2 separate regions of the Homo sapiens genome follow, and region 1 is linked to region 2. Evidence: chromatin contacts called from ENCODE Hi-C or POLR2A ChIA-PET data. All regions are on one chromosome and are shown on one strand. The core of a region is the stretch at or near the end of the contact, and the rest is flanking DNA. Distances in the headings are between cores, read along the strand shown. Region 1 has its middle 5.9 kb from the start of LINC02563. Region 2 has its middle 92 kb from the start of LINC02563.

What was found. Hi-C counts contacts between places; a loop is a spot of excess contacts on that map. ChIA-PET counts read pairs that join two places held with the same protein, here RNA polymerase II (POLR2A). Pooled maps may share reads with other maps.
Region 1: a pooled map shows a loop between it and region 2 (2.1-fold over the local background). The contact joins two enhancer-like sites. A Hi-C loop is called at or near these places in 1 of 50 pooled maps. POLR2A ChIA-PET finds 5 or more read pairs at or near these places in 2 of 52 experiments (Caco-2 and PC-9).

The regions. Positions count from the first base shown.
Region 1 is chr17:65,460,722-65,466,079 of GRCh38, forward strand. No RefSeq gene overlaps it. Among named protein-coding and RNA genes, the nearest start is that of LINC02563, 5.9 kb to the left of the region's middle. RefSeq lists enhancers at 1-539, 540-1,172. Within about 2 kb of position 2,575, at least 9 of the 41 ENCODE cell types and tissues checked have a DNase peak (open chromatin) inside an H3K27ac peak, as active enhancers do.
Region 2 is chr17:65,363,507-65,368,357 of GRCh38, forward strand. No RefSeq gene overlaps it. Among named protein-coding and RNA genes, the nearest start is that of LINC02563, 92 kb to the right of the region's middle. RefSeq lists an enhancer at 1-245. Within about 2 kb of position 2,456, at least 2 of the 41 ENCODE cell types and tissues checked have a DNase peak (open chromatin) inside an H3K27ac peak, as active enhancers do.

The DNA.
Region 1 (5,358 bases), core at 1,325-3,824, 97 kb after region 2:
CGAGGCAGGGGGATCACCTGAGGCCAGGAGTTCCAGACAAGCCTGGCGAACATTGCGAAACCCCGACTGTACTAAAAATACAAAACAATTAGCCGGGCGTGGTGGCAGGCACCTGTGATCCTAGCTACTCTGAAGGCTGAGGCAGGAGAATTGCTTAAGCCAGGGAAGCGGAGGCTGCAGTGAGCCAAGATCGCGCCACTGCACTCCAGCCTGGGCCACAAGAGTGCAACTCCATCTCAAAAAAAAAAAAAAAAAAAAAAAAGATAGCCCCGAAGGTTATAGTTTCATTGTCCTATATATAGGACATAAACCAGTTTTGAATTTGATTTAGCAAAACCATTTTCAGTACTCCCTCTTTCAATGGCTACATCTACGTGAGTCTGTCATATACTCCTGGGACCAATGTTACCATCCTGCTGGTTTCCTACTCTCTTGCCTCACCCTAGTCCTGGCCCCAGCCCCCATGTTCCCTATATTTGCCTGAGTCATGTTTTCAACATTTTTTTTTTTTCGAGACAGGGCCTTGCTCCATTGCCCAGGCTGGAGTGTTGTGATTATAGCTCACTGCAGCCTTGGCTTCCCAGGCTCAAGCAATCCTCCCACCTTAGCCTCCTGAGTAGCTGGGGCCACAGGCATATACCACCACACCTGGCTAATTTTTTTTTAATTTTTAGTAGAGATTGGGTCTTGCAGTGTTGCCCAGGCTGGTCTCGAACTCCTGCACTCAAGTGATCCTCCCACCTTGGCCTCCCAGAGTGCTGGGATTCCAGGTATGAGCCACTGCACCGAGACATGTTTTCAACTTTGACATCTGTGAGTGCCTCCTCTAGAAACGGTGTTGATGCAGCCACCCTCTGGTGAGCTCTGGTGATTTGTCAGGGTCTGTACCTCACTCTAGATGTGATCAGAGGTAGACACGTGCCTACTATGATCCAGGCGTTGTCCCAGATGCAAGGATGAAGCCAAGAGGCTCTACAGGTGTGTTGCAGCTGAGACCCTAGGGCCAGTCAAAGCTGGGCTCAAACCTCACTGCTCACTGTTAGCCATGTGATCCCGAACAAATGATTGAGCCTGTCTAAGCCTCAGTTTTCATATCCTTAAAATAAGGCTAGTAACAATGAGTGCCTTGAGGAACTAATGCCCATAAAATGCTTTGTCTAGGGAATACTATATTCAATGAATGGCAGATATTATCAATAACCATTCTCTATTTTTATTGTGGTAAAATGTATGACAAAATTCACCATTTTAATCATTTTCAAGTGTACAGTTCAGTGGAATTAAGTCCATTCACATTGTGGTACAACCATGACCACCACCCATCTCCAGAATGTATTCACCTTTCCAAACTGATCCTTTGTGCCCATTAAACACTAACTCTCCATTCCCCTCTCCCTCCAGTCCTGGGTATTCACTATTCCACTCTCTGCCTCTATGAATTTGGCTACTCTGGGTACATCTTATAAGTGGAATCATACACTATTTGTCCTGTTGTGTCTGGCTTTTTTCACTTAGCATGATGTCCTCAATGATGTTGTAGCAGTATCAGAATTTCATTCCTTTTAAGGCTGAAAATATTCCATTGTATGCCTGTATATCACTTTGTGTTTATCCAATTCCTCCATCAACCAACATTTGGGTTGTTTCTACCTTTTGGCTATTGTGGCTAATGCTGCTACGAACACAGGGACACAAATATCTGTTCAAGTATCTTCTTTTGATTCTTTTTGGCATATACCTAGAAATGGAATAACTGGATTGGATAGTAATTCTATATTTAATTATTTGAGAAGCATCCATACTGCTTTCCATAATGACTGCATTATTTCACATTCCTGCTAGCGACGCACAAGAATGTTAACTTTCCCACGTCCTCATCAACACTTGTTATTATTTTCTGTTTTTTGTTTTTTTATAACAGGCATCCTAATTGGTGCAAACTGGTATCTCATCATGGTTTTTATTTGCATTATTTGCATTTTCCTAATGATTAGTGATAGCGAGCATCTTTTCACATGTCTGTTAGCCATTTGCATATCTTCTTTGGAGAAATGTCTACTCCAGCTCTTTGCCCATGACTCTCATTGGGTTGTTTGTATTTTGTTGATGTTGAGGGGTAGGACTACTAGCTCTTCTTTTTTTTTTTTTTTTAATTGAGACGGAGTCTCGCTCTGTCACCCAGGCTGCTCTGTCACCCAGGCTGGAGTGCAGTGCTGCAATCTCAGCTCACTGCAAGCTCCACCTCCCGGGTTCACACCATTCTCCTGCCTCAGCCTCCCGAGTAGCTGGGACTACAGGCGCCCACCAACACGCCCGGCTAATTTTTTGTATTTTTAGTAGAGACGGAGTTTCACCTGGTAGCCAGGATGGTCTTGATCTCCTGACCTTGTGATCCGCCCGTCTCGACCTCCCAAAGTCCTGGGATTACAGGCGTGAGCCACCGCGCCGGGCACTACTAGCTCTTCTTAAGAGGAGGAAAGCCACTCTGTGTCCTCCCAACAAACACTCATACACACACTCCAGGCGATGGCCATAGAGTCGAGCCAATGGGACAGAACCCTGAAACACAAAGCAAGGAAGTGCTGCAGCAGTGCACGGACTTGCCTGGAAATCAGCCCCATGAGTCAGGGGTACAGGCTGTACTCATAAGCGGGATACTCCAGCCAGCCTCTGAGCACACTGGGACATTGGTTTCATGAGTGCAGCACACTCTAACCCAGTGAGATAAGAGGCTACAGATGAAGCAACTCAAATACCAAGACAACTTGGCTCAGCACCCGCTGGGAGAGGACGTGGTCTTTTCACTCCAGCTTCTGTACTGGGCTCGTCAATCTCACCTTGCTGAGAAGCTGAACAAACCCGGGCCTGCTCTTCTCACCCTACCTGATGCCAAGGCGATGAGGTAGCCAGTGACCAGGAATGTCTGAGCTTAAAATAGAGATGCCCTGTGCCAAAATGAAGGCTTTCCTTTGGAGTAAGTAGAAGCACCCTGATGTCTTCTAAAAGTCTGGTCCGGTTTCTTTGGGCCATGCATCTAGCCCAGAGCCTGGAACATTAGAAGGGGTTTAACAAAAGTTGCATAGAACTTTATGGCCCTGGGTGAAACCTGGGGAGAGCCCACAGAAAAGTGACTCTCCCCCTTTGTAATGAAAATCAAGGCACCCGCCTTCCTGAAAATCTGACATCCTCACAGCCATCTGAAATCGTTTCCATGGCAAAGCAATGAACAACACATTATATTCATATTAATTTTCTAGGGCTGCCATAACAAAATACCACAGGCGGGGTGGCTGAAACACCAGAAAAAGTTCTGGAGCCTAGAAATCAAGCTCAAGGTGTTGGCATGGGTGGTTTGTTCTGAGGGCTGCCAGGGGAAATCTGTTCCGTGCCGCTCACCTGACTTCCGGTGGTTTGTATTCTTTGGTGTTCTTCGGCTTCTACTGCTTCACCTCAATCCTGGCTTCACCTTCACGTGGTATTCTCCCTGTGCTTCTGTGACTTTCCATAGTCATCTTCCTATATGACGCCAGTCATACTGGACAAGTGGCCTGTCCTTCTCCAGTACAGCCTCATCTCAACTTAATTACATCTGCAATTACCCTGTTCCCAAATTAGGTCACCTTCTGCAGGACTAGGGGTTAAGACTTCAACATATGAATTTTGGGGGACACGATTCAACCCATAACAGCATCCAAAATCTATTTCAGCCTGTATCAAAACATCTTACGTACCCCTAAATATATACACCTATTATGTACCCACAAACAATTTTTTTAAGTAAAAGAAAATTTAAAAATGAAATCTATATCTGTCACCTCTTTTCATTCGGAAAAGCCACAAAATAGCAATGATAATATTTCCCAAATAATGTTTGCAGAAGGTTTCTTTTCATTTGGGGAATCCCTACCCCCTAGCACAGGCCTTATAGAAAAGGTAACAACACAGGTTTCAGAGTCAAACAGGCTTTGCCTTGAAGCCCGGCCTCACCATTTCCTTCCTGGATGACCTAGAATGTGTTACTTAACCTCTCTAAGGATCAGATTTCTCATTTATATACAGAAGATAAAAATATTGGGTTGGTGCAAAAGTAATTGCAAAACCCACAATTACTTTTGCATCAACACTAATAATCAAATTGCAGAGTTGTTGGGGCAAAGAAGGTAACATGTATTACTAATCCATAATAAAAGCTTAGATGCATCAGTGTGGGAGAATGCTAATTGCCGCCTTTTCTCGTAGCAATAGAGACCCCAATTTTTAGTGGTATATGACTACCCAACTTCTCCATGCTGCTAAGTGTGATCCTGTGGCCAAGTTCAGCCAATGGCATTGAAGTACACGCGTCAAGTGGCAGCTTCTAGGAATCTTCACTAAAGCGAACGCTGTGCACACTCTGACTTTCTTCATTATCTCTTCCACCTGTCTGTTGTTGATGGACATGATGGCTGGAGCTGGAGCTGCCACCTTAGACCATGAGGTGACACTGGGAATGGAGACATGTATGGTGGACCAACAAGACAGAAGGAATCCAGGTCCATAATGCTTCCTAGAGCAGAGCCCCACACCCATCCTGGACCACCTGCCTCTGAGGTTTTATGGGAGAAAGAAACAAATTAGCATCTTATTTAAGCTGCTGTTACTTGGGCAGGGGCGGCCACTATTACTTGGCAGCTGAACCTAATCCTGACTGATACAGTTGGGTCCTTTCCCTGGCTCATACCAAGTGATCCTTAAATGTGTGTTGAATTGGATTATGCCTGTGGTGTTGCATCCAATTTCACAAGTTTCCATAGTTGGACTTCAGGGTTAGGCGTTCTGTCTCTGAAGAGCAGAGGGGCAGGTGCCTCTCCTTCAATCCATGTCCCTGTGCAAGTAGTGGTGAGTTTGTGACTCAGAATAAAAACCCCTCTAGCCCTTTGAGCACAACGGAGCCTGTTACTGAAGGCCTGTGCGGTAGTTTGTTCTATTTGCAGTAGAATGAGGGTGGGTAAGAGGGACGAAGAGAAAGAAGTAGAGAAAAAGCAAAGCAGTTCTCTGTGCCATTCCACTTTCTCTCCCAATCTCCCAGGAATAGGGATACTATTTCTTTTTTTAATATAGTGCTTTTTTTTTGTAGAAATACAGGGTCTCACTAGGTTGCCCAGACTAGATTCAAACTCCCGGGTTCAAGTGATCCTCCTGCCTCAGCCTCCCAAGTAGCTGGGACTACAGGCATGCTCCACCATGCCTGGTGCAGAGTTGCTATTTCTTGAATACAGTTTATATCCATGATTACCAATCCTGCAGGCCAGAGAACATTTACCCTGCTTTGTACACAGTGTTCTACGGTTTGCTCAAGGCTCACAGCTATGGAACCAC
Region 2 (4,851 bases), core at 1,206-3,705:
CAAAGTGCTGAGATTACAGGCGTGAACCACCTCGTCCAGTCAGACTTTATCCTTTTTTTTTCTTTTCATTTTAATCCAAATCCTGCACAAGACTTTCTTCTTTAGAGTGGTTTTAGATTTACAAAAAATAAGTGAAAATAACAGAGTTTCCATATTACACCACCACCAAATTTCTCCTATTATTAACATCTTGTTAATAACTCATTAGTGTGGTAGATTTGGTACAATTGATAAGACAATACTGATACACTATTGTTAACTAAAGTCTATAGCTTCCATGAGGGTTTCCTTTTTGTGTTGTATATTTCATGAGTTTTGACAAACATACGATGATATGTATCCATGACAATATCATAGAGAAGAGTCTTACTGCCTTAAAAATGCCCTGTGCTCCACCTATTCACCCTCCTCCCTCTCCCCCACCACCCCGGCAACCACTCACCTTTTTATTGCCCCTATAGTTTTGCCTTTTTCCAGATGTCATACAGTTGGATTTTTACAGTACATGGCCTTTTCCGATTGGCTTCTTTCACTTAGCAATATGCATTTCAGTTCTTTCCACATCCTTTTGTGGCTTGTTAGCTCATTTCTTTTTAGTACTGACCCTTTCATCTTTTGATATGGGGCTGAAGGTTCTGCAGGTTGGGCCAGGATCTTCATGGGAGACCCTCCAGTGTCTGGCAGTGCAGTCTCAGAACAGCTGCACACAGCAGAGCCTGCCTCCATCAGCTGAGATGTGCCAACATGTGAGGGACAGAAACAGAAGAAACGGGCCCAGGCTGTTGCTAAAGCCCAAACAAAATGGGTAGAAAGAGCTCCAGGGAGAGCTTTTGAGATAGGTTCTTGGCATCCTCCCTGCAAGTGATGCAGAAGCCATCACCTGAATAGAGGATGATGACTTGTGACAAGGGGACCCCTCAGCACCTCCATGGTCCGTCCTGCTCCCTTCCCCCTAACTGGGGAAAGAGAATTCTGGGAGGAGAAAACCCAACTTCCAACCCACATTAAATCACTGTCATCAGGGTCTGAGCTCACCCGCCCATGAGCCATAACAGCTGCCCAGAAACTGGCCGGGAAAAGAGCAGATTGGCTGTCTCCCAGCCCCTCCTCTGGTAGGTGGTTTTCCAGAGGAACCAGACAGTGTCCTGAACACCCCCCAGCATAGGCAGAGTCAGCTTGATCTCATCTGTCTAACTCCCTCCCGGGCCAGGACAAAAGTGTCACTCTGTGCCTGACACCGAGGCCTGATTTGCTCTCACCCCTGCTGTCCCCGTCAATGACTCCCAACTTTCGAGGCCTCATTCCTACCTTTAGTCTTTGGCTGCCATTATTTATCACTGCAAAGTGAACAGAGGAACATGATTTTCACTCAAGGACACCACCTTTCAGGAGGAACTTATCCAAAGTTTTGCAAAACTTGGGCAGAATCAAGGTCTCACCTCCTTCATCTTGGTGGACTCGAGAAGGTCTGGGCTCAAAGAATTTCTGCACAATCAACCAAAGGTGGGGTATAGAGGCAGGAGGAAAACAGAAGACACAGACTGCCCCCAAAAGAAGAAAAGGTCCTTTAAACACCATCTGATAGCTCCTCCGCACAGGGTTTGGTGGAGCTGTTTTTAAAGTCTACATTTAACAATCTGGTGTACCCCAGGCCTGTGTATCTCAGTCTTAATGCCTCTGAAGCAAAAACTACAAAGGTCTCTGATGTTTCTTCTTTCAGACTTTTTTTTTTCCACGATATGAACTTTTTTTAAGGCTCCCGCTTCCCGGTGAACTCGCCTCCATCTCTTTCTCTTGCTGAAGCTGCAGATGTACATTGTGGTAGTGTGAAAAAAGCTAATTAAACTGCAGCGGCTCGGCGGGAGGCACGGAAGGCCCCGCGGAGCACATGGGATGATTGATTTGCACTGTCACACGGCTCTGCTGGGTGTCATAACTTAGTGACAAATCAAGGATTACAGTGGCCCAGAGTAACTCTCTTCCTTTGTTGTTCCATAGACATCAAAGCAGCCAAGGATATTAGTGTTTTTAATAAGTAGCTAAGTCAGGAGTAGCTTACAGTTTGAAATTACTCTATGTACAATTGAAGGTGTTGGGGGAACAGGGGTAAGGAAAACAACAGCTCAAGTGTTATTAGTTAGATTTAAAAAAATTTAATAAAATAAAACAAAACAAAATAAAATGCAGCCCATGCACCAGGAGCAAGTTCTTTGTAGGGGTTGTTGGAGATTTTTGCATTATTTGTGTAAGCCACGTGGAGGCCTGCTGTGGTGAGGCATACCCTCTGGAAATTAGGTTTTCTAGGGACAGGAAAAAAATGACTATCAAAGCCACAGGTCTGGGGGGCTTCATAAGCAAATGGCTTCATCTTAATCAGCACAGAAGGAAGCTGGGAGGGTCACAGTGATGTGTTTGAGGACGAATATCCTGTTCCCCAACAATTAGGATCATAAAATGATTGGGGCAACTCACCTTATCTTGAAAGTACACAGATCCCTGAAGACAGCTGCAGCCAAGGTTTGTTTTTCTTGGGATATTTACCTTCCACCACAGAAGAGAGGCCTGAAAATCAGAGCAAGGTGGGAATCTGAAATTCATTCCTGCCTACTATGCAATTATCATCACTGTGTTGCTAATGGTTTCTCCCTGGATGGGCTCGAGTCGCTCTGGAAGATGCTGCTGGGGCCAGGGCCGTGATGAGATGTTGGAATGGATGGCCACCTCGCTCAGTGGGTGCCCATTTCTCCTTAGTGATTTTAAGCTCGGTTAGCCCTGGACATGGAGAAATACCACCATAATCCCAAGATGCACCCTGAGATGCACACGTTTCCATCGACTGTGGCGCAACCCAGCCCTCTTGGACCCTACCCAGTTGGGAGAGGAGCAAAGGTGACTCAGGACAAGTCTGTCAACCTCCCTGGGCCTCGGTTTCTTCATTCTGCATAATTGGAGATCATCCCTTCTTCCTCACTCACTAGGTTATGAAAATCTAATTAAACAACGCCGGTGGAAATATTTCACAAATTCCTAAGCATTATGCAAATCAATCAGAAAATGGAAGCACAGGATGAAGTCATTTCCCACGCCCACGCTTCGCTGGTGTGGGTGGAGGAAGCCTGTCATGGAATCACCACTGTGGGCACCCATGACAGATTTGAATCTCCAGCAGTATTTTCACTGAAATTCACTTTGGTCTATGTTGTGCATAAAATCCATTTGGGGTTAAACAATGGTCTTGATTTTCTTTTGTGTGTATCTATGAATCTATGCGTTCCTGTTTGCATCATTGTGAACAAAACCCAAAACAATTTAAAATTGCAGTCATATGTTCAGTTTTCATTATTATGAATTAAATGAGGGAATCGGCCAGTTTTACGTAAAACAGTGAGGTTGAGTGAGGCGGGCTTCCCCACACAGAGAGGAGGCTGATAAAACAACACCCATTGGGGGAGATGAGGCTTTAAGGAACTGATGGTCCTTCAAGCAAATTCGCGTTGACTGAGGAGCCAGAGGGGACAGTTCCATCTGAAAACTGGGATCCAGGCCCCAACTAGTTAGTGCCATGGGCAGTGCCAGCATTCCCTGACTCTTTCTCCTTTGGCTTTACCTCAAACACATCACAATTATGTGCATCACACTTTTGCCTACTTAGGGCAGTCCACTATCTAACAGGAGAAGCACCCTGTATTCATCGATGCATCCCACGGCTTGGGCTCCTTCCACGTACGCCAAAGTACTTTGTTTATGTGGATTCTTATTTATTAAAATTGCAGACTTACTTTTTAAGAAAAACTAATAAATTTCTTGTAATGGTTAGAGAAGCTACTTTTGAACCCACCCGGACCTATGTTCCCCTTTCCTAACTACAGAGAGCTTTCTTCAAATGACAGCTTTTCTGGAAAACAAAACAAAACAAAACAAAAACAAAAAAACAACAAAAAACAACCAAACAAAAACAAAAACAAAAAAAACGCTCTGCTTTGTCTGGCAAAGTTGAATCTGCTCATAACACTTTGAACCAGCAATTCTGTTCCCCAGTGTATGTCCATGTGCACCAGGAGGCAGGACAGGGAGTGTTCATTACAGCATCACATGCAATAGTGAAAACCAGAAACTGCCTATATGCCCATCAGCAGAAGGGACAAATTGTGGCATTTTAATACAAAGAAAAACTATTATTTAGAGAAAATATCTAACAGCTGTGGATATGAACATGAATAAATTTCAAAAACATGAAAAAATGATGAACAAAGAAACACATGTCATAGAGGAAGCCATAGCATATGTGTATGATTTCATTAATACAAAGTGCAAAAATGGCAACAGTAAACAATAAATTGATGATGGATACATATGTAAAGAGTGAAACTGTGAGAAGGAAGAAGAAAGGAAACATGGAAAGAGGAAGAGAGAAAGGAAGGAAGGAAGCAAGGAAGGAACAAAGGAAGGAAAGAAAAAGGAAGGAAAGAAAGGAAGGCAGAAAGGGAGAGGGGAAGGGAAGGGAGGGAAGGAAGCGAGAAGTGTTCTCATTTCTGGGGAGAAGTGGTGTCCTCTCCTAACTCAGAGAGTTAGTGTGTTGGGAATGAGAGTAAAAATAATGAGGATTTCCTAGGAACGTGGAGTCCTTAGCATTACTACACAACATTTAGATCTATAGTTAGTAGGTACCAAGAGTTTACTAGCCAGAATGCTTACATAATTGGCTTATTTTCTTCTTCAGTCCTTTGGAGAAACAAAAGAGGACTAAGGTGGTTCACTCCAGAGATGTATTAAAAACAAAGAGCATCTAGAAGACGGTCTAGGGCTAGCAGATGTTCAGGATGGCCTCCCACACTTCCACAATCTCCAACT